2 separate regions of the Mus musculus genome follow, and region 2 is linked to region 1. Evidence: chromatin loops called from intact Hi-C (ENCODE). Cell type or tissue: gastrocnemius. All regions are shown on one strand. Each heading gives the region's core, and the rest is flanking DNA. Links, peaks and the distances in the headings are about the cores only.

The links. Hi-C counts contacts between places; a loop is a spot of excess contacts. Peaks named below come from ENCODE experiments on the same cell type or tissue, not always from the same donor. Only the 100,000 strongest peaks of a DNase experiment are listed, where the experiment ranks them.
Region 2: it touches region 1 in a loop (2.6-fold over the local background); 3 of 42 quality-filtered maps call a loop at or near these places.

The regions. Positions count from the first base shown.
Region 1 is chr11:94,139,216-94,150,458 of GRCm38, forward strand. All of the region lies in intron 2 of B230206L02Rik (RIKEN cDNA B230206L02 gene), which reads left to right. Gm35338 (a long non-coding RNA gene) reads right to left here. Exons shown (of 4, transcript XR_001780294.2): 4 at 1,179-2,152. Among named protein-coding and RNA genes, the nearest start is that of B230206L02Rik, 11 kb to the left of the region's middle. In gastrocnemius, for the core only: no CTCF peak of the experiment used is centred there; DNase peaks (open chromatin) are centred at 6,080, 6,857 and 7,727; H3K4me3 peaks cover 797 bases; H3K27ac peaks cover 6,512 bases.
Region 2 is chr11:94,191,222-94,202,464 of GRCm38, forward strand. No RefSeq gene overlaps it. Among named protein-coding and RNA genes, the nearest start is that of Tob1, 15 kb to the right of the region's middle. In gastrocnemius, for the core only: no CTCF peak of the experiment used is centred there; a DNase peak (open chromatin) is centred at 2,125.

The DNA.
Region 1 (11,243 bases), core at 1,097-9,096:
CTATGAACAGAAAAGGGAGGTGGGTTTATCCTGCCGGGGGGGGGGGGTGCCTTTTATTTTTAAAAACAAAAACTTTTGGGGAGGAGGGGGCCTTGAGTACATTACACAAAAGTGTGCAGCTGAGGGACACATCACAAGTTACACAAACTGGTGTGGCCAAACCAAGAAACAGCGCCAGGCAGGTGGGATGCAGGGCTGGGGATGTGGCTCAGTTGGAAGATTCGTGAGGCCTGAGTTCCATCTCTCCGGCACCTCCCATTGTCTGTAATCCTAGAGCTCAGAAAGTAGAGGCAGGAGCATCAGAGTTCAAGGTCACCCTTGACTACAAATCAGATCTGAGGCCACCTGGATTCCATGAAACTTTGCCTCAAAAAGAAAAAGAACCAGCACTCGGGAGGCAGAGGCAGGTGGATTTCTGAGTTTGAGGCCAGCCTGGTCTACAAAGTGAGTTCTAGGACAGCCAGGGCTATACAGAGAAGCCCTGTCTCAAAAAACCAAAAAAAGAAAAAAGAGAGAGAGACACACACTCAAACCAACACTGAAAGCTCATCAGGACTCCTACTGACTGACAGCTCTAAGGGTTGTCCTTTCCCCTCAGCCCACCCTGTAGCCCTCTAGGCTGTGATGGCCAGTGTATGACAAAGCCCACGTGTAGCATGGAATTATGCTATACCTACTGTGTAGTATGGGTTTTTTTTTTTTTGCCCAGTGTCCTGTCTATGAAGGCCTACCATGCTGTCTCGGGCACTCTCAGGCCACTTGTCTTTCTGGGAACTTGTCACTGTGTGACTCTCATAATTTAGTCACCCTTTTTACTGTTGATGGATGTTGGGGTGGGTTCCAGTGGCCGGCAACAGGGCAGAGCATCATTGGGCCCACTCCAGCTTCTGCCCGAGAATCCATAGACCAAGCGTGTCTCTTCAGCTCAGAAGACGCACGAGGGCTAATTTTTCGCCACCATGGTGGCAAGACAGCCCAATGGTTTTGGTTTTTTATTCTAAAATGAGAGATTTCTCCTCCTCCTCCTCCTCCTCCTCCTCCTCCTCCTCCTCCTTCTCCTCTTCCTCCTCCTCTTCTTCTTCCTCTTCTCCTACTCTTCCACTTCCTCCTCTTTCTCTCCCTCTTCTTCCTCCCCTCCCCTCTCCTCCTCCTTTTCTTTTAATGGAAAATGCAGAAATATAAAAAAGAAAGAAATACCACTGTTCCTACTGTTTAGAGTCACCCATCAGACGACAGTCAATGGCTGTTTTCTGAATCTCTTGTAGGTCAAACTCAGGACCGAGAGAGCTTGTCTCCCCTCAGGCAGCATGAAAGATGGGCTGAATCTGGCCTGCAGTAGCATCTTCCAGGGAGAGACTAGGCACCCTCTGCTTGCTCCATAACCTCCATCACTTCTCCTTGCCCCTGCGTCCTCCATCTTGCTTCTAGGCCTAGAACTCAGGCTTACCGTGTGCCTCCAGCTCAAAGGGCAAGCAAGCCTTGGGTCATCATCCAGATGGCCTGAAGGGTTTATTGCAGTGGGGGAGATGGGCGAGTATAGAAGACTACAGGAGAGACAGTAGGGAGGGGTGGGGCTGCTGTAGGGAGGTGGGGTCAGAGTCAGCTCTCTGGGAGGTCTCACAGGCCTGACCTTTGCCCTCCATCCCAAGGGTTAAGGAGAACTGGGCTTTTTACTTATTTGCTTATTGTAGTTCTGGGGACTGAAGCTGGGGTCTCCCAGGTACACGGCAGGCACTCTGCCTATGAGATATATAGTGTCAGCTAAGTTGCCCAGGCTGGCTTTGAACTTGCTATGGAGGCTAGGCAGGCTTTGAACTTTTGGTCTTTCTGCATCAACCTCTGGGATGCTGGCCTCACCGACCTGTGCCCCCACAGTCAGCCAACAATGTGTTTTTTTCTCATTCTGCGGGTGCTTTTGAGCACAGGAGGCCAGAAGAGCAAAGGCCCAGAGTATAAACAAGTATAAACAGGGGGTGGAGGTGTCTGCCTTACAGAGAGTGGGAAGGAGGACAGACTCACAGACCTGGGTGGAGGTGTGATCAGCCAAGACCTGGGGGATTTCTTTCCCTTCTTTCATGCGTTTGAATCCACTTCTGTTTGAGAATTTCTGGAAGCCAAGTCAGACTTTAGAACAGAGCCAGTCCTGGGAACTCTAAGACAGAAGAGATATTTGTTCATTCGTTCATTTATTCATTCATTCATCCTTTCATCCATTCATTCAATGTGGGTGGACCTGCCCTGACATATGTTTCCCTTAGAAAGAAGATCTAGCACAGTACATTGCCATGCCTGAGCCCCCAGTGTTCATACAAAGTCAAGGACTGGCTCCCCTCCGGGCTGCCTCCCTGTCCAGTGGCTGAGGTGAGCTCCTTGGGCTGGAGGCAGGCTGAGCAGCTCCTGTGAGCCCAGAGCCTGTAGCTAGAGGATGCCCAGGGCAGTGGTAAAGAGTTTCAGCCCCACCCTCTCCTCCTCCTCCCACTGGGCCAGCTCTGCCCCCTGCTAACTCACCATCTCCACTTGGGTTAGTAATGGGGCCGGCAAGCCTAGTATGCTCAGAGGCAGCCCCAACCTGCCACTCCTCTAGTCTCCTCCCTAGTTGGCTAACCACAATCACCTCCCTCCACACAGTTAGGCAAAACCCCGACTGTCATCATTGCTCATCGAGTATCTATGCCAGAAAATGGTGGGAGGAGGAGGAGGAGGGAGAAAGAAAGAAGAAAAAAGTAAGAAGAGAAAGATGGAAAGAAAAGAAATAACCAAAAAGTGCATTGGCATGGTCTTAGAAGCACCCCTCCTTTGAGAAGATTCTCTATTAATTTTAACTATATGCGGGCGCCTAGAAGACAGAGGAATTGGATCTGCCAGGAGCTAGAGTTACAGGCAGTTGTGAGCTACCAGATGTGGTTCTTGAAAGTCAAACTCCCCGGGCGTGGTGGCGCACGCCTTTAATCCCAGCACTCAGGAGGCAGGGGCAGGCGGATTTCTGAGTTCGAGGCCAGCCTGGTCTACAGAGTGAGTTCCAGGACAACCAAGACTATACAGAGAAACCCTGTCTCAAAAAAAAAAAAAAAAAAAAAAGTCAACTCAAGTCTGAAAGAATAGTACATACTCTTAACTGCTGAGCCATCTCGTCCCACCTGAGCTCAGCCAGCTCACTGGATGCTTAACAATAGCACCTGCCCTCATCCTAACATCTGCTCTCAGCCATTCCTGATGTTCCTAACACCCTAGCCAGAGTGATTTTATTAAGACAGAACTCTAATGGCACCATTTGCCTGGTTTCCCTGTCCTTGTCCTTCTGAGGGGAAGCTAAAGTCTTTGTGATGGCCTCTTTTTGTTGTTGTTTGTTTGTGTTATTTTGTTGTTGCTGTTATTGTTGTTGTTGTTGTTGTTGTTGTTGTTGTTGTTGTGATGGCCTCTTACCATGGCCACTGCACCACCTCACCACCTCACTGCCTATACTGCTATATGGTTCAGCTGCTGGCTGCCTCAGGGCCTTTGCACAGCCATCGCCAGGCTTCGCTCCTCAGATCTTCCCTGGGGTTCTACCTTATCTAGGAGCCTTCCTTCAGGACCTCCATGTTGAAAACCAAAGATCACTTCTGTGCCCAGATGTTGCTTTCTAATACCATTCTGTAATGAAAGTTCCCATGGCCTCTTCAAGAAATGGCCACAAGAAGACCCACAGAGTCAACTAATCTGGTCTCATGGGGGGGCTCACAGAGCCTGGGCTACCAACTAGGGAGCATGAAGGAGCTGGACCTAGACCCTCCCTCCCTATTTGTAGCAAAAGTCCAACAAGTAGAGCAGGAGTGTGTGTGTGTCGGGGGGAGTTGTCTTGGTCTCTGTTCCCTGCCGTTGGATCCCCTTCCCCCTCCCTACCTGGACAGCCTGGTTGGGCCTCAGAGGGAGAGGATGTGCCTGGACCTGCTGGGACTAGATACCCCAATGAGGGGTGGTACCCCTTCTCTAAGGAGAAGAGGGGGCAATGGGGGGAAGGATTTGTAAGGATGGGGCTGGGAAGAGAGGAGGGGAGGGGTCCATGATCGGGAAGTAAAGTAAATTTAAAAAAAAAAAAGGGCTGCTCCTTGTACTTGGGTGGGATGGTGGGGGGAAAGAGCCTGGAGTATCTCAAAGCATCAGAGAGGGAGGGAGGGAGGGAGGGAGGGAGGGAGGGAGGGAGGGAGGGAGGGAGGAAGGAAGGAAGGAAGGAAGGAAGGAAGGAAGGAAGGAAGGAAGGAAGGAAGGACTGAAGACAAGAGCCCCGGGAATGTGGGTGTGTCATGCTGGAGCAACTGCTCAGCCCAGCAAACAGGACTGGATCATAGCCCAGAGGTAAAAACACATTTACCAGCCTGAGACACATAAATGACTGAATAAACCAATCAGTGGGAGAGAAGAGCCAAGGTGTCATGAGGCGTGGAATGTAAGGAGCTTGTTAGCAGAGAATTCACAGCCTACACCAGCCAGGGGCTAGGTCATCAGTCAAGATAGCAGTGTGGACCCCAGTCATGAAGAAAATGGCACTGCCCCTTTGTGACCTGGCTTCCCAAGGGCTTACAACCTCAATTTAGTTTTGTGAGGAACCAGCACTTTTTTGTTTGTTTGTTTGTTTTGTATTTTGAGACAGGTTTGTATGTAGCCTTGGCTGGCTTTAAACTTCTGTATAACTGAGGATGGTCTTAAACTCCCAATTCTCCTGCCTCCACCTCTGGGATGCTGGAATTATAGGGGTGTACTATACCATCCCCAGCAGGCAAATTCTCATTTTTAAGGATATCTACAAAACACCTGACCAGGATGCCTCTAAACTACTAGAGTCATCAAGATCGAGGGCTGGGCTGGGCTGGATGGGCGAGAGCTACCGTGGCCTAGAGAAGCCTCTAGAGAGAAGACAATGGGATGGAATGTGGCTGTGGAGGGATCCTGAAGCAAAAAGGGATTCGATGAACAAAGAAGTCTGGTGAAACCGCAGCAAAAGTTTCTCTGGGTAATAATTACCATTGGATATGGCAACACTCACTGGAACCCTGACACCCGAGAGGCTGAGGCAGAAGGATGCTAAGTTTGAGACCAGCTTGGGCTATGTAGACTCTGGCTTAAACAACCACCACTACCACCATCCATGGCACTAGATGTCCGATGTCATTGATGAGAGACTGATGGGGAAGTCCTCGTACTGTTCTTAATTTTTGTATGGATCTACAACTACTCTAAAGCACACTGTTGTTCGTTTGTGTGCTTTTAAATCACATTCTCTAACATGAGCATAGTGAAGCATACCAGTAAGCGAGCCCTCAAGAGGCAGATACCAGAAGATCATGAGTTTGAGGCCAGCTTAACCTACACAGTGAGAGCCCATCTTCAAAAAAGGGTCAGTAAGAGCCAGCTAGGCAACTCAGAGGGTGAGGCAGTTAGGACTGCCCGCCAGGCCGAGTTCCTTCCCTGGAACTCATGGAAAGTTGCGAGAGGAGAGTTAACTCTCCATCCCTGACTTTAGCAAGCATATCAAGGAATGGGCATGCCCTCTTACCCCGTACATACATACACTAATGATAAGGCAAATATTTTAAAAGCAAGTAAATAAAAGCAAAAAGAAAGCAGCATCCCCCCCACCCCCGCTCTGCCGCGCCCCTCCCCTGGCTTTTTCCATTTGTACCTTTCGCCATTTAAACTGCAGTACATTGACCTCACAGAGTCTGTGACCTGTACTCCCTCTCTGGATTTAAACTCTATAAAGGCTTCTGCCTGCCCACTGCTGTGTGCCCAGAACCTCAATCAGTCTGACAATAAATATTTGTTGAATGATAAATTTCCACAGATAGGCTGTTAGCTTTTCCAAGTGCCCCTGTGCCTAAATACATTTTCTATTGTTGTAAAATAAACACGAGATTATGCTGCAGTGCTCAGCTCTTTGTTGGATCCGGATCGCTTTTGCCTATTTGTCCTTTTCCAGCCTATGCTGTTATTTGCAGGCCAGCAAATGGTTGAGATTCAAGAGGCAAAGGCTTTGGGGACGTCTCTTCCTCTGTGTCAGCTCTGCCAGGCTGCCACATGGGCAGGAGGGCTGGAGTGATGCCAGGGCCATTGGAGGCCACTCCCTCCCTCTGACATCAGATCCGTGGGCACTAGATCCTGCTTGGTGGTGAACGGGGTGCGTCAGAACCCAGGGATTAAATAGATTTTGAAATCCACTGGCTTGTCTTTCACCAGCCAGAAGGCACATGCCTGGACCTTCTGACAGCTCAGGCACTGTGGAAAACACTGTGTGCATACACAAGGCAGTGCCACTCAGAATGGGTCACAGCCAGGCACAGAAAGATGTCCCTGGACCACAGGGCTCTGAGAAGCTAAGCCCCAAGAAAGGGCAGGCAGATTGTGGGCTGGGAGCAGTCAGCTATTTTTCTGCCACTGTTGTCTGATTTCCATAAGATGGGACCCAGGGCCTTGCACAGGACGGGCAGGTGCTGCACCATACCTGTTCTGCTGGTGACCTGGGCAGGCCTCAGGGGACCCAATATGTTAGTGTGTGTGTGTGTGTGTAATAGGGCAAACAAAGGGTACCCTACGTTTTGCACTTAGGAGCCATCTGCTTTCAAATCCTGCCACTCTGTCTTCCTTCACGGTAGCAACACGAAAACTACCCGGAGGCTGTGTGACATTTGAGTGCCAAGGATAAAAATATGCAAAGAATATGTGCCTCTGGAAAGTGGTCCGCGTGCTTCCTGGGGCCTTCAGCTCCCCTAGAAACCAAGATTCCACCCCCACCCCAGGGTCCCATTTCCACGGCCTCATTCATGCTGTAAGGATGAACCTGTGTCATCTGAGTGTCCACACACAGGTCCCCTTGCTCCGCATCTGGAGGAGCCCCAGTGTGCACAAGTTGGTGTTGCAGTGTACCTGTCTGTGCTTGCTTGAGCTCCAAAGCATGGCCCCGTGCGTCCATTTGGCTGCTTTGTGCTTGGCTTCCTCGCCGTTTTGAGTGTGAGCGTGTATGGTGCGTGGGTTTATGTGGATGTAGAACGTGTGCGAAGCTCCTCTGTTTTCGTGGGTGAGAGGATTCTGGGAGAGACTCCCACAAGTTGTGTGCATGCTCTTGCAGAGATGTGCTGGCTGGCTAATGTGTGAGCTTACGTGTGTGGCTCTGTGGGTATGTGCCTAGGCATGAGCACATGTGTGCCGATGCCCACAGTCAAGGAGGCCCCACACACCCGCTCTGGCAAGTCTGCCGCCCTACCCAATGTTCACATCTTTTTGGCAGGATGGCTGGGCCCTTTCCTATCTCACAGCTGAGCTGGCTTCTGCTTTTCTCATACCTTGAATTTCTCCTGCTCACCTGAAGTTTGCCAGAATTCTCACTTGTGTCCCAGAACCCTAGCTTGCTGTTTTGAAGATCCTCAAAAGGACCAGGTTCCTGGGTCAATGTAATTTTGCTGAAGGTTGCATCTAACTCACCTCCATGGAGAGAGGCATAGTAAAGGTCCTTCGAAGGTCGGAAGTGAAGAGACCAGAATGAGTTCAGCAAGGGACTTCAAGGCAGAGCCGCAGGAGAATGCACATGTACACATCTTATAGACGCCTCTTCCAGAACCCTCTCACCCACAAAAACAGTATTGCAAGCAAGATCCAAAATGGTAACCTTGGTGGAATAGAGGCGTCTGCAGTGTCACAGGAAATGCACAGCCTCCCTGCTGTGAGCTTCTGTCCGGATCAATCAATGCCTGGTTGGTCAGTAGACAGGATCCACAACAGTAGAGACCTCTAGCTTGGGAAGCTGAGGGAACCCTGGGGAGCCACGTCAGGGCACCATTCAGTTCCCACCCCCAAGCCTCCAAGCAGTGCAGAAGTGACATAGCCCTGGCCAAACTGCCATGGCAGGTGACGTTCTGGGCACAAGGAGGGAGTGCTATGTGTTCTTTGCTTGGAGACAGAGTGAGAGCTGCCCATAGGAGGGAGACTGAGGCACTTGGGTACCTGCACCTTCCCCAGGACTACACGTCCTGCCCCTCAACATTGTACATGCCAAATCAGACACTAGCCTACCTCAGGCCCAGGATCCCAGGCAGCCTCTTGGTGGTCAGGAGACCTCCAAGCATCCCCTCCAGTGGGGGTGGGGTAGGGAGAGCTCGGGCCTTCCTACCAATCCTTTTATTTAGTGTGGGGATCAAGACTCTGTATAGCCCTGGCCGTCTGGAACTCTCTCTGTAGACCAGGCTGACCTCAGACTCAGAGGTTCGCCTGCCTCTGCCTCCCGAGTGCTGGAATTGAAAGTGTGCGATACCACTACCTGGCATTAACCAGTCCACTCTTAATCTAACCACTGCTTTCGGAGAATAAGATGGTTTAGATGGCTCTGTGCTCTCCGTCCTCCAGTAAAACCGAACGAATCCTTCAAATCAGGCAGACATCACAAAAACACAGGCTCTTTGTATGATGCAGATCACACAAAGTAAAATACGATTTAGTACAGCCCTCCCCATCCCCACCTTAGTTCCACAGCATAATTTATCATGTTAATAATTCACTATGTCTTGCTGGGCATGGTGGTGCACACCTTTCATTCCAGCACTCAGGAGGCAGAGGCAGACGGATCTCTATGGGTTCGAGACCAGCCTGGTCTATAAGATGTGTTCTAGGGCAAACACAACTATGTAGAGAGACCCTGTCTCCAAAAATAAATAAACAAACAAACAAATAAATAAATCACTATATCTCTCTTGAAGGGGACACTGGAATGAGACCTGGGCCTTGAGACTGCTATACAATGCTCTGGACCACTAAACAGTCTCCTCAGATTTTTCTTTTTTTTCTTTATCCTTTTTTAGATTTGTTTTTGTTGTAGTTTGAAGACAAGGTCTTGGTAAATTGCCTAGGTTGCCCTTGTGTTCACCTTGTAGCTCAGGCGGGCTTCCAGCTTGCAAGGTGGGGCTAGCCTCAGCTGCCCCCTTCAGTAGCTGAAAAGCCTCGACTCATTTGGTTTACTTTTGTTTTTTTAAGGGGTGTGTGTGTGTGTGTGTGTGTGTGTGTGTGTGTGATATGGCTCAGCCAATATAGGGACTTGTGGACAGTCGTGAGAGCGTTGACTCCCGAAAGCTGAACTTTGGCTTCCACATGAATGCTTGGCACATGGCAATATGAGCTCTCTCTCCTCCCCACCCCATCCCCCACTCCCACCCTACCCCCGAGAGAGGAGAGAGTTTGACAGCAAGTCCAGTTACTAGTTGAGCCATCTTAATGCCCACTCCCCACCCCCGTCCTTTGTTCCTTTTTGAGACAGGCCCTTATGAAGCCCAGGCAGGCCTCGAACTCACTAGGTAGCTGAAGCTAACTCTAGATGCTCCATCCTCCGGCTCCCTCCTCCTCCAGCCGGGATTCCAGATGTGCACCGCTAAATTCAGTTTATGTGGTGCTAGGAATGTAACCCAGGTCTCATATATTTCCAGCACCGTTTACAGATTTAAATAAAACAACACAGACACAATTATATTCTTTATATTTCCTCGGCTTGCTTAAAAAAAAAAAAAAAAAAAAAAAAAACCAAAACAACTGGATCTACGTCAACACATCTCAGACTACCCTACTTTCTTTTAAATCAGCAATTCGATGTTCCTGTCTGCTCCATCCCTTCCCTGGTGAGAGGCGTGCTGTTTCCTTTCCTTCTTTTCTTCTTCTCCTATTTCTGAAGGCATAAAGGTGCAACGTGCGTCTTCCAGCAGGTGTTGGGGATGGGGCACGCGGGTGAAAGATGCACTCCCCCCACCCCCGGCGCCGCGCACGCTGGGTTCAGCGGCGGGTGGAAATCACGAGGAGGCTGGGACCACAGAACCCCGCGGGTCCCGCGTCGCCCCCGCCTCTAGCAGCCCGGCGCTGCCGTTTTTAGCGCGCCTGGAGCGGGGAGTACAGACTCCATCACCCCCGGGAAACGCGGCCATCATATTTTTGGTTGCACAAGCAAACGAAATTAGAAATCTGGAACGCGCTCAAGACCTTCGGAGGGGGGCGCGGGGCCCAGGACAGAGACAGGGATTAAGCGAGTTGAGCGGCAAGAGGATGGTTTCCTCTTTTAATTTAGGTTCCATTGGCTCGGTTACGTAAGCCCGGTTACACAGCCGTGACTGCGGGTGGGCTGTGGCCCGAGGCCGCTCGTTCGCAGAGGGCTCGGGGCTGCGGGCGCACAGCACTACCCCCTTCCCCTGCACGGAACAGGAAAGCAGCCAGGGACACATGGCCCTCCACTCTCACTGCCCTGGAATAACAAGCCTTTGGAAGCCACCAAAATGTATGGCATTGTGTGGCGAACAGTCTAGTGAACCATGAGGCAGTCGTATGGCATATTATAGAGCAGAAAAAAAAAAAAGTGGGGGAGGGAGCAAGTGAAGGATGCACCCGTCTAGAATAGTCACAAAAGCCAGTTTGAGAACAGCAAGAACGCAGGCTGTCACTGGTGTGAAAAGACAACACAAAGAGGTCTCTGCCCAGTAAAGCCGGCAAGGGGAGAGGCAGGAAAGCACGCCCTGGGCGATCCCTTGAGCAGGTCCCCACAGCGCTTGCGCACACTACCACTTGGCTGCTGAGGTCTACCAATTTTTTTTTTTTTTTTTTTTTTAATACCCGTCCAAGGTGGTTCTCTGTCCCTCCGCTTTTGAATCTGGACTGACCTTAGGGAACTTGTCAACCTTTGAATTCAGAGGAAGTGATACTGCCTGCCTCATGAGACCTGCTGAAACCGTATTCCGAAGCTTTCTTCTAGGTATTGTGGGAGGTCCAACTGGGTTTGGGGGACAGTCTGTAAGAAGTCCAAGTACACTGAGGTTGCCTAGCCTGGAGGCAGGTCACAGCACTTGAGTGGCAAGCCCAGGTGACTCTAGCCATATTACACTTTTGGATCATGGCAGCCCATCGTAGACCCCAGGTGAGAAGCCTCAGGCCTTCCCAAACTCCAGCTCCACAAAACCACCAACAAAGCGAGATAGTACACTTACAGCACAAGACGAAAGAGTGACCTCACAAAGTAGAAGTATTTGTGTGGGGCTGGGGGGGGGGACCTACAGCAATGAGTAAGCGTGGTCTCTGCCCCCAATAAACTAATAATTTAATGGAGAAGCCAGACACAGAGCAAATAATTATAAAATAACACGGCAAGCTCAGCAAGGGAGTCACGCCCAGGTAATAGGGGGATGAGGCTGAAGAGTCTGTAATCTAGGCGGGTGGGTGGCTTTCCTGGAGCAGGTGACCTTGGACTG
Region 2 (11,243 bases), core at 2,082-10,081, 53 kb after region 1:
AGACAGACAGACAGACAGAGAAGTATTTTTAGTATATTTAGAGAAATATAATACCCAGAAAAAAAAACAAGATTTCATACAGGTGAGGTATTAATCAGGAAAAATTGGAGCTGGAAGCCTGCGGGAGGTTGAACCCACAGAAATGGGAGGAGGATAGAGCCGAGCCGAGCGGGTGACCAGTGCTGAGCAGCAGCTCTCAGGAGTCACATGGGCCATTCAAAGCCTGACAGTGTTGGGAGGAGCCCAGCCGGGCAGTGGGGCAGTGCGTGGAAGTTCTTGGTGAGGACTGGGCAGTGGGAAGTGGAGACACAGTCGGTGGCCTGCATTTGAGGCAGGAGACTCTGCTTCCTGGTGGATGAGAGTGGGGAAGAAGGCACATTGACAATCTAAGAGCCAACTGCATGGGAAGGAGTTAGAGTGTGGTTCTGGAAAAATCTCACCGTGTCTTTATAGATGTGATTGGACCACAGCAGGTCAGTGGGACATTTGGCCCCACCTCAGAATTTAAGGGCTCCAAACTCAATAATCAAGAAAAATAATATTTGTAAAGATTTATTTATTTTATTTGCATGAGTGTTTTGTCTGCATGTATGTGAATGCACCATATATATGTCTGGTGCCTGTGAGGGTCATAGAAGGCATCAGATTCCCTGAACTGGAGTTATAGAGAGCTACAAACCATCACATGGGTGCTGGGAACTGAACCTGGGTCCTCTGCAAAAGCAGCAAGTGTTCTTAATCACTGAGCCATCTCTCCAGCCCCTACAGTTTTTCATTTTAAGACAAGATTTTGCTAATTCATCCTGGCTGGCTTTGAACTTACACTGTAGCCCCAACTGGTCTCGAACTTCTCCTGTCTCAGCCTCTTGAGTAGCTGGAACAACGGATATAAGGCACAGGGCCTGGCTTGCCTTGGATTTCTCTCTCTCTCTCTCTCTCTCTCTTTCTTTTTTTTTTTTTTTTGGTTTTTCGAGACAGGGTTTCTCTGTGTAGCCCTGGCTGTCCTAGAACTCACTCTGTAGACCAGGCTGGCCTCGAACTCAGAAATCCGCCTGCCTCTGCCTCCCAAGTGCTGGGATTAAAGGCATACACCAACACGGCCCGGCTTTGCTCAGATTTCATGTACCAGGTTTAGGTGGGCCCTGGAGACAATACTGAGTACACACATGAGGCGCCTCTGTGTACTTTGTAGACAGGAGCCAGGCATGCCTTAAGATTCCTCAAATCTCATAGGCAGGACCCAGAGGAGCCTAGTCTCAGCCACAGGCAGGCTGGCTGCTCCAGTGGGGCCAGGAAAGAATGCAATAAGCAATTGGTACCAGCAGGAATGAGGTCCTAGGTGTGGGTTGCCTGTCGGGTTCCAAGGAAAATCAGGCATTAGCTAGTTAGCTAGAGTCTGGGGAGTGTGTGTGTGTGTGTGTACATATGCATGTGAGTGTGTGTGAGTATGTATGTGTGTGAGTGAGTATATGTATGTGAGTGTGTGTATGAGTGTGTGAGATGTGTATGAGTGTGCATGTGTGAGTGTATGTTTGCATGTGTATGTGTATGTGAGTGTGTGAGTGTGTGCATGTGCATGTGAGTGTGTGTATATGTGTGTATGTATGTGAGTGTGTATAGGTGTACATGTATGTGAGTATGTGTGAGTGTGTATGTGAGTGTATATATGAGTGTGTGTGAGATGTGTATGAGTGTGCGTGTGCATGTGTGTGAGAGTGTGGGAGTGAGATGTGTATGAGAGTGTGTGCGAATGTATGTGAGTGTGTATCTGTGTGTGTACATGTGTATGAGTGTGTGTGCTTGTGTGTATGTGTATGTGTGTGAGTGTGTGTGTGCTTCCCCCCACAAAGGTTAACAGAAGCAGTGGGTCAGGCTGGCAGCAGCTGGTAGGAATGGTACTTTAGCAGCAGCAACAGAGTCTGGGACAGAGGCTCCTTCAACCATGGGCAAGCAGCATTGTCCTGAGATTCCGTGTGTGACAGTGACTAATCTCATGATATGGCATTATCACATGTGAATGGCTTGGGGCAGGTCAGGCAGGGAGGGACATCTGGACTGTAAGTAAGATACACACAGCAGGAAGTTGGAAAGGGGAGGAGGTGATTGTTGGCAGAGATGGAGGGCAGGGCTCTGCTCAAAGGGCAGGCATGCCAGCCAGCAGTGCTGGTGATGGTGACGAGGGCATTTGTTTGGCAGGATCTGGGCTTCAGGGACCAGGTTCTGACTTTTCATAAAGAAGTGAGCAGAATGGAACCTGATATTTTGCTACTATTTCCCTCCATTAAGTCTGTGGCCTGATATCATCAGCATCTCTCTAATGTTTTATACCTATTTAATATGTATTTATTTACTTTACATGCATGTGTGCATGCGGGCCTGTTTGTGCCTAACAAGCACATGGAGCTCAGAGGACAACTCGTGGGAACTGGTTCTCTTCATCTATAGTGTGGGTTCCAGAGACTGGATTCAGGCCATCAGCAGGGCAGCAGACGCCTTTACCCACTGAGCCATCTCTCCCATCCTGAGCAACCTTTTAACTTGCTCACACAAGATAGAAACCTTGTTTTCTAGCAAGGACAATGGAAGAGCAGACGGCAGGATGCCTTCATGCCCAGGGACTCTAATTACTTTTTGCTTGGTTGGGAGGACCATGGCAAGGGCCCTGGAGTTGGGTGCAGGGTATCTGCCTTGTTCTCAGCATGTAGGCTGATCGAGGCCACCCTCATCTTCCTTTCTGGCACCTCTAACATCTGTCTACAGATACCTCACCCACAGGTGCAATGACTTTGTTATTTCTGTCTTAGCTGGCACCCACTCTAACCCAGGGCCATGGAGTCTCCCCCACTGATAGCCTTCCTTTTCCCTTTGAGCCTGACACCTGCATTGTTTGGTTGGTTGGTTTGGTTTTTCGAGACTGTCTGGAATTCACTCTGTAGAACAGGCTGGCCTCGAACTTAGACGTCTGCCTGCCTCTGCCTCCCAAGTGCTGGGATTAAAGGCATGCGCTACCACTGCCCCGACGTTTGTTTGTTTGTTTGTTTGTTTGTTTGTTTGTTGAGACAGGATTTCTTTCTGTAGCCTTGGGTATCCTGGTATTCTTTCTGTAGACCAGGCTGACTTCAAATTCAAAATCCACTTGCCTCTGCCTCCCGAGTGATGGGATTAAAGTCATGCACCAGAACTGCCTGGCAACACCTGAACTTTCTGTCTCCAGTTTGACCTTTGGCTACATCTTGCCTTCTCCCCTGCCTTCCAATGCATACCTTGCTCCACCCTCTCCCTGAATCCTTCACATTGGCTCCAGTTTCCGGCATCTGCTCTAGGATGTTAGGGCTTATAGCCACAGTGACTAGAACCTAGTACTTCTTCTCTGCCCTGTGGGAGACAGAGGAAGGGGAAGGCTGGCATACTACCTGTGGACAATGATGGGCCCCTGGCAAGTAGCTAAATGGGTAAAAGACCTAGAAAAGCATACCTCTTAGTGAGTAAGCTCTCCAAGGCAGGGCTGCATCTCCTGACCATCTTAGGAGACTTTATTTCCTATGAACCCCTAACTCTCAATGTTCACCCTCATCTTACTTTCTGGCACCTCTAATGCCCCAAGGTCCTTTTGCAACTTACAGGCAGCTTTGCATAGGAGGCTTCCTTCAGGCCACCGGTTGCCATGGTAAAGTGCTGAGTTAGGTATCCAGAGAGACATTAAGACAAAAGAGTTGGGGAATTACATTCCTGGGCACACACACCCAACGAACTAGAAAAAAAAGCAGGCACTAATGTTCTGAGAGCACACTGTGTGGCAGGGCTGGGCTAGCTTCACCCCCAAGTTCCTGGATGCTTTGGTCCCTCTGGGGCTGGCAATGAGTGCTCCCCACTGGCAATCCAGGGAGAATCATGAGGGAGGCAGAGCATCTCAGTAGATTTGTTTTGATTTTTGAAACCCATTGATATGGGGCTGGAGAGCACAGTTCCTAAGAGCACAGAGTGCTATTGCAGAAGACCTGGGTTCAGTTCCCAGCACCCACATGGCAGCTCACAACTGTCTGTCACTCCAGTTCCAAGGGATTAGTCTTTTGTTCCTCATGGGCTCTGCATACAAATGGCACACACACACACACACACACACACACACACACACACACACATCAACAAATGAAACACACAGATCTGGTGGTACCCTATTCCTTGGCCCTCCTCCCACACTCATCCCAGCTAAGACCAGGCTTTTCTGACCTTCTGCCCCCATAGCAAGGAAGATTGCCCTGTGTGATGTCATCTTCCATCTATGGAGGCTTACTTTCCACTGCACTGATGGTCCTCACTGGAACCGAAGTTTATGTAAACAAAAGGGGACATACCCAAGAAAGGGAAAAATAAATCAAAGAAGCACCATTTAAAATATTACCTTGTGTGTATATATGATCTTCTTTGTAGGGGGGTTTCAAGACCGGGTCTTACCATGTATCTCTGAATGGCCAGGAACTATCTAAACCAAGCTGGCCTGCAACCCACAGAGGTCCACCTGCCTTTGCCTCCTGAGTACTGGGATGAAAGGCATGGGCCACACTCTTATCTTTTAATGGGGTTTTTGAGAAACTGCCTGGTGCCAGTAGAGGCCCAAGGAGTATTTAAATCTCCCAGGACTGAAGTTACAGATGGCTTTGAGCCACCACATGGGTACTGGGAATCAAACCTGGGTCCTCTGGAAGAACAGCCAGTACTCTTATCCACAGAGCCATCTCTCCAGCCCCTTGCTATTTATTTTGGAGAGGAACTTTTGGGGAGTTGACTCTCTCCTTCTACCTCATGGGTCCCAAGGAATTGAACCCATTAGACTTGTGGTGGACACCTGTAGTCATTGAGCTATCTCACCAGTGCCTCCCCCAAGTAATTTTTAATGATTTGGTTTAGTACCAGTGATAGAGTTTCCCAAGCAGAGAGATCAGAAAGGATGGTGAAGAGACCTGTCATGTCAGCTGCCAAGACTAGAGATTTTCAAAACTTCCTCGATTGGTACTGCCAATGTCACTAACACTGCTAAAGCTGCCCACGGGGGGTAAGGGATGTCCCCAGGAGGTCTGGTGTGTTGTCTTTGGTGACAACCTTGTGTTCCTATAAGGGTTTGCCCTCTGGTCTGTGCCTGATCTTCTGGGTGTTTTCCCAACTTTCCACATGCATTTATGGAGAGAGCCATTACTTTCTTTCCCCATGGGAAGCTGGGAGGAGACACGGCAGTCTGGCAGCTAAGGGTGTGGGTGTGGGGTGGGGGAATAGGGGGATCTTGAATTCAAAGTCCACCTCTGCATGCGAGACCTGGCTGTGTTCCTGACCAGGGCAAACTCCCTAATATATCTGAGATTGTGTTTTCCTGAGTCAGGCAATCTGTCAAGATCACCGAGTCTATGTGTACTTATTAGTTTTAGTTAATTATAAGTGTATATGTAGAATATGTAATTCACCATATATGAGATGTAGATTGTAGAGAAACATGCCCAGAAAACTTCCTCTGCTCCCAGCTCAGCAAGCTGGAGGAGCACCTTTCTACCACTGTCTGATCATGTGTATGGTCATCATTCTGTGTGCACAGAGCCCCTCCAGCTCCCACACTGCTGTGTGATCTCATGTCCCAAGACAAGGCTGTGCATTCTCATCACATCTCATCAAAGCTTTGCCACCAGCAAAGCTTTCCTTAATTATGTATTACTGAACCCAGAGCCTCACTGAGCTACCCGCTGCAGCTGTGGAGTCTTGCTAAGTTTCCCAGGGTGGCCTTGAACTTGTGATCCTCTTGCCTTAGCCTCTCAAGTAGATGAGATAAACAGGAGTGTATTACCACGGGCAGGCCGGTTTCATTTAGTTCTAAAAATATCCACTCCCTCCTCCACTTCCAGTGAGAGATAAGGTAAGTTTGTGTAGACCCAAAAGACAATTGTGTATGACAATCCTGAATTTCTGGTTCTTGGGTGGTGCAACCTCTTCAGTTTGAACTTAGTGGAGAGAGTAATAGTTACACCACAGACATTGGCGAATGCCACAAGCCAGGGCTTCCCCTTCCATTCTGACCCCATATAGTTGTCCAGCACGCTGCTGTGTCCTACAAAAAGCATGGTCACACAACTTGGAGGGCAGCTGACATCATGTTTGGTGGCACAGACCTGTGAGCCCAACACTCCAGAAGTGGAGACAGGAGGATGATGAGTTGGAAGCCAGCCTGAGATGCATCGTGAGACCCTACTTCCAAGTCAGGGAGACAACTAAACAACATCCGGGTTGTTTGATTCTTGAGTTGAGGGGACTGGATTTGTCAGCTATGTCCCTGCTAGTGAAGAGCCCTGGGCAAGATCCTATGATCAGAAGCTGGCAGAAGCAGGGATTTCCTGCAGGGATTTCCTGCTCCTCTGTCTTGACCCTAGTGCCTCATACTTTACAGCTCTTAACCTCTATGGACATGGTGGCAATAGCCATCCAATATGAACTCTGCCTCCTGTGTCTACACCCCTTCACAATGTAAAGTGGCACTGGCCTTATGGTTTTACTTTTTAAATTTATTTTTATGTGTATGGGAATTTTGCCTGCACATACATCTGTTACTTTATGCCTGCAGAACCTGCAGAGGACGGGAAAGGGTGTTGGATCCCTTGGTATTGGAGTTATAGACCGTTGTAAGCCATTGTGCAGGTGCTGAGAACCAAATCTGGGTCCTCCGAAGAGCAGCCAGTGCTCTTAACATCTCCCCACCCCTTTTGTGGCATTTTAAAACCCATAGAATATGGCAGAAAATATATTGAACACATCCTGAAGCTTAAACCTAAAATGGTCTTCTGGCTTCTACCATGGCCCTTTTACAACCTGAAAACCTTGTGCTGTCATGAAGCTCAGTCAGCTACTGGGGGTAGGGGGTGGGGGTGGGATGAGAAGCCTGTTAGAGTGATGGTCACCAGCACTAAGTGTCTCAGACCAATGAATGACATCATGTTGGACGCTCCAGCCTAAGAGGTGAGCCTAGGTGAGACCAGCAAAACTTCCCAAGTGGCCGATACACACAGTACCAGGGCTGGGCTGCTCATGATACACATGTTCTCTTAATAGCATTTCTATAAAGATAACAGACTCCAGTGGAATTGGACCACCTTGCCCTCTACTCTAAAAGTTCCCGTTTGCTCCCATTCCTCTCTCCAGATCGTCAGAGGGATAATACATGATCTATCCTCACCACCCAAGAGCCTAGCATGGAGCTTATAGCCAGGCCGCAAGGAATGGAGCTGGCTCAGAGTCCTAGATTCAGTCCCCAAGAGCAGGACATGAAGCACCCAGGGCTGATAGCAGTTTTGAAATTGTGAAAGACAGAAAACACAGGCAGCCGAGCCAGGAGGCAAGAGTCTGAGCCCAGACCTGCTGGCCTGGCCAGACAAGCACCAGCCTTCCACAGCCCTACCTTTGGCCTAGCTGTTCTCCGTGGTGCCGATAACCTCAAGGTGAGGTTGGACTGACTCTTGGTGCTACCTGTGGCTCCACCACTCAGCAGCCTCTGTTCTGGTGACTTATGGGACTGAGAGGCAGCACATCTGGGAGAGGACTTGTCTAGCATGCATGGGGCCCAGTGGTTAGCTCCACGGAAGCTAAGCTTGGTGGAGGAATTACACACCTGTCATCCTAGCACTGAGGAAGCAGCCCAAAGGAGTACCCTGAGTTCCAGGCTGGCTTAAGCTACATAGGGAGACTATATCTCAAAAAAGGAAATAACAGAAACAAGAGTGATGTCTTCCTCTTTTTATGACTCCCCAGTTCTGCTTTGGCCACCTGAAGCTAGAGCCAGGAACGGGGTTCACTGGGTCATCTTGACCCCTTTGGCTGGTGCTTGGAAATTATCCTTCTCCAGGAGGAAGGGGAGCATGGAAGAACGGGTGGAGATGGGTGAGGAATAGGGATAAGATTGCCTGACACTCCTGCCCAGATTTCCCCCTGACCTACAGATTAAAGTTCAGCATTTTTTCTTTGTATGCAGAGCCCTTCCCATTGGGCTCACCCATGGTCAGAGCCTTATCTCCACTTTCCCTGCTCTGCCCCGACAACCTTAGAGTTGGAGTTGATACCTGGTAGCTGACTTGTGATGAAGGCTCAGAGTCTGTCACGGCCCATTCACCTCCCCATCCATTAGCAATGCCCTCCCTGAAAAGCCTAGTTCTTCTCCAGCAGCAACTGCTGCTCCTAATTCAGTCATTTTGGTAATATAGTAGGACCACTCATTCATTCATTTGTTCATTCATTTGTTCATTCATTCATTCATTCATTCATTCATTTCTGTACTTATTCAGTGAGCATCTGCAAGAACCAGCAGTGTTTGGTTCCAAAGACTCCACAGATCAGATTTGTTTATTAAAAGACCCATCCTACGGGGAGGTGAGGGGTGTTGTGGCACACGCCTTTAATCCCAAGCACTCAGGAGGCAGAGGCAAGTGGATCTCTGAGTTCGAGGCCAGCCTGGTCTATAGAGTGAGTTCCAGGACAGCCAGGGCTACACAGAGAAACCCTGTCTTAAAAAACAAGACAAAACAAAATGAAAGACCACCACCCTTGCAGCTGTGGGATGCAGAATGGATTAGATTCGGGGGTAGACATGAGGTAGGGAGGCTAGGGGAAGGCTGGGCCTCCGAGTGGTTCAAGGAAAGGGAACATCTGGCCAGATCCACAGGTGAGAGGGCTAACAGATGGCCCACTGTAGGTTACAGATATGGGCAAAGAGAGCAAAGGGGGGGGGGATTCTGACTTGGTTTTTGAGCTTGAGGACTGTGTCTTTTCCATTAACAGGAGGCTGCTATCTTCTCACCCAGAAGGTAAATCAGACAGGAGGAGGTCTGTAGACAAGGCCTATTGGAGAGAGACCCATGGGGGGGGGGGGTATCTCAGAGAGGGAAGCTGGCAGGAGGGGGAACCTTGCAGAGGGTGGGTTTGCAGGGGATAGAAATATTGAATGAAGCCATCGTGGCCATCTGTTCATGGAATTCTTGAAACAAACAGAAACATTATTTCAAAATAAACCCAAATCAGATCTCTTCCAAAGTGCTAAGTTAATTGCTTAGGGATAGAGCACAGAGGTAGGTCTGGCAGTCTGTTTTCACTTATGGAAGAGAGAGAGAGAGAGTAGTTTGAACTAAAGGAAGCTTTTGGAAACAAAAGTTCTTGTAAATATGGCCCCAAATATAAAGATTATATACAAAGGTAGGCTATATGAAATAGTTGAACATAGGGACTACAATGTCCTATTTATTTATTTTATTATGTTTATTTTATTTTATGGTGTGTACATGTGTGTTTGTGCACCAAGTGTGTGTGTGTGTGTAACATGCCTTGGCATATCTGTGAAGGTCAGAGGTAAGTCTGTGCTGATCCGTTCTCTTACTCTGCCCTGTGAGGCCCAGGCGTCACTTGGGTTATCAGGCTTGGGAGCAAGTGCCCCTCCTTCTGAGCCATCTCTCCAGGCTCTTAGTATTTTATTTTTAATTGAAACGGTAACTGCTCATTGAGAAACACTTAAGTAATATACAAACAATGAAAGCTGGGCGCAGTTGTCCAGGCCTGTAAGCATAGCATTTAAGAAGAGACAGCAATGTAAGGTTATTTTCAGCTACATTTGGAGTTTGAGGCCCGCCTGGGCTACATGAGGCCCCCATCTCAAACAACAACAAACCCTACACTCTCATGAAATACAACCATCTTCTCTCTAAACAACAAACAAAACCCTGGGATTATTCTATTTTTCAGTAGCTTTCTTGTCTCCCCCAGGACGTTACAGTCTTGTGGAAATGAATTAGGGTCAAAATTAAGCCAGAGGTTCCCAAATCAAATAGTTGAGGAACAAAACCCAGGGGTGCCACAGCTCACAGCTGCATGATATTTTATTGAACCCCCATGGTGTCCCAGCCCTAAGATTGTGTGTACAATTGGGTGACTTTCTTTCCTGTTTTCTTTTCTTTCTCTCTTTTGAAGACAGAATCTTGCAATCTCACCCTGACTAGCTTAGGATAAGATAAGCAGCCCAGGGTGGCCTCAAACTTGTCTTGCAGTAGGGCTCTGTAGAAATGAAAAGGAGGGGTGGGGGAGTGGAGAGGTGGAGGACTCTGATACATAGTAACTGATCAGTAAGGCTCTCACTCATCAACAGTTACAAAGTTTAAGATGTGTCAAAATCCTCCAATCTGGCCTCCGTCTCAGTCTCAAAGGCACCTGCTAAGCAAAACTCAAGAGGGTACAACCTAGGGTACAAAGAGAAGTGACTCTCCAAATTTGTCCTTTGACCATACACACACCATGACACATGACTGCCCACTACATTTTTAAAAATTAAATCTTCTAGTGGCCCTCTGTTGGGCATTTAAACTGCCCCCGTTTCTTTCACAAGTCTACATGATTCTGGAGATAAGCACCTGGGGGTGGGGTGGGGGAGAATCTGTCTTTCTACACACCTGTGTACACATCTTCATTCTCTTACAAAACAGTATTAGTTCCTGCCCCTGCCCTGCACACATGCACACATGTGAATTCCCATGGAGGAGCCCTTCCCCAATCCCTTTGGCCAACACTAGCCACTAGCAGTTTTAAAGAAGTAGGCTCTAGCAAACCTGTGTATTTGTTCTGCAAGCTTGCCATACCGCCTAATCTTATGGAGGCATTTTCTCAATTGGGGTTCCCTCCTCCTAGATGACTCTAGTCTGTGTCAAGTTGACATAAATTAGCCAGTACTAAGCAACAAACAACAACCACCACCACCTAAACTCTCCAATAGTTTCCTATCTTTTAGGAGCCAAAAATCTACACTTCCTAATATAAGGCCCTCAATATTGACTTCCCAGCAATGGCCCACATCCTCTCTAGATTCTTACCTCTGAATCCTGCACCCCAAGCCACTCTGGGCCACTTACATTGTCCAAATAGTTTGTGTTCTTCCATTGGATTAAGCAGTGACACAGCAAAGCCACCAACTAGTCAATATTGATTGACAGCAAGGCCCTAGAACGCTCGTGTGCAAAGGTCAAGAAAAGCAAAAGATACGGTCCAAACAAAATGTTTATGATCCATCCCAGGAGATAGGACAGTTAAACCAGGAAGTAAGGAACAATCTAGGATGCAAAAGCCAGAAACAGAGAAGCAACCGGAAGATGGAAATGGTATGAACTACTGCGTGTCACCAAAGACAGTGTCAATATTTGTTTGAAGTTTAAAAGCAATTTCACTTATCTTTGTTCCCT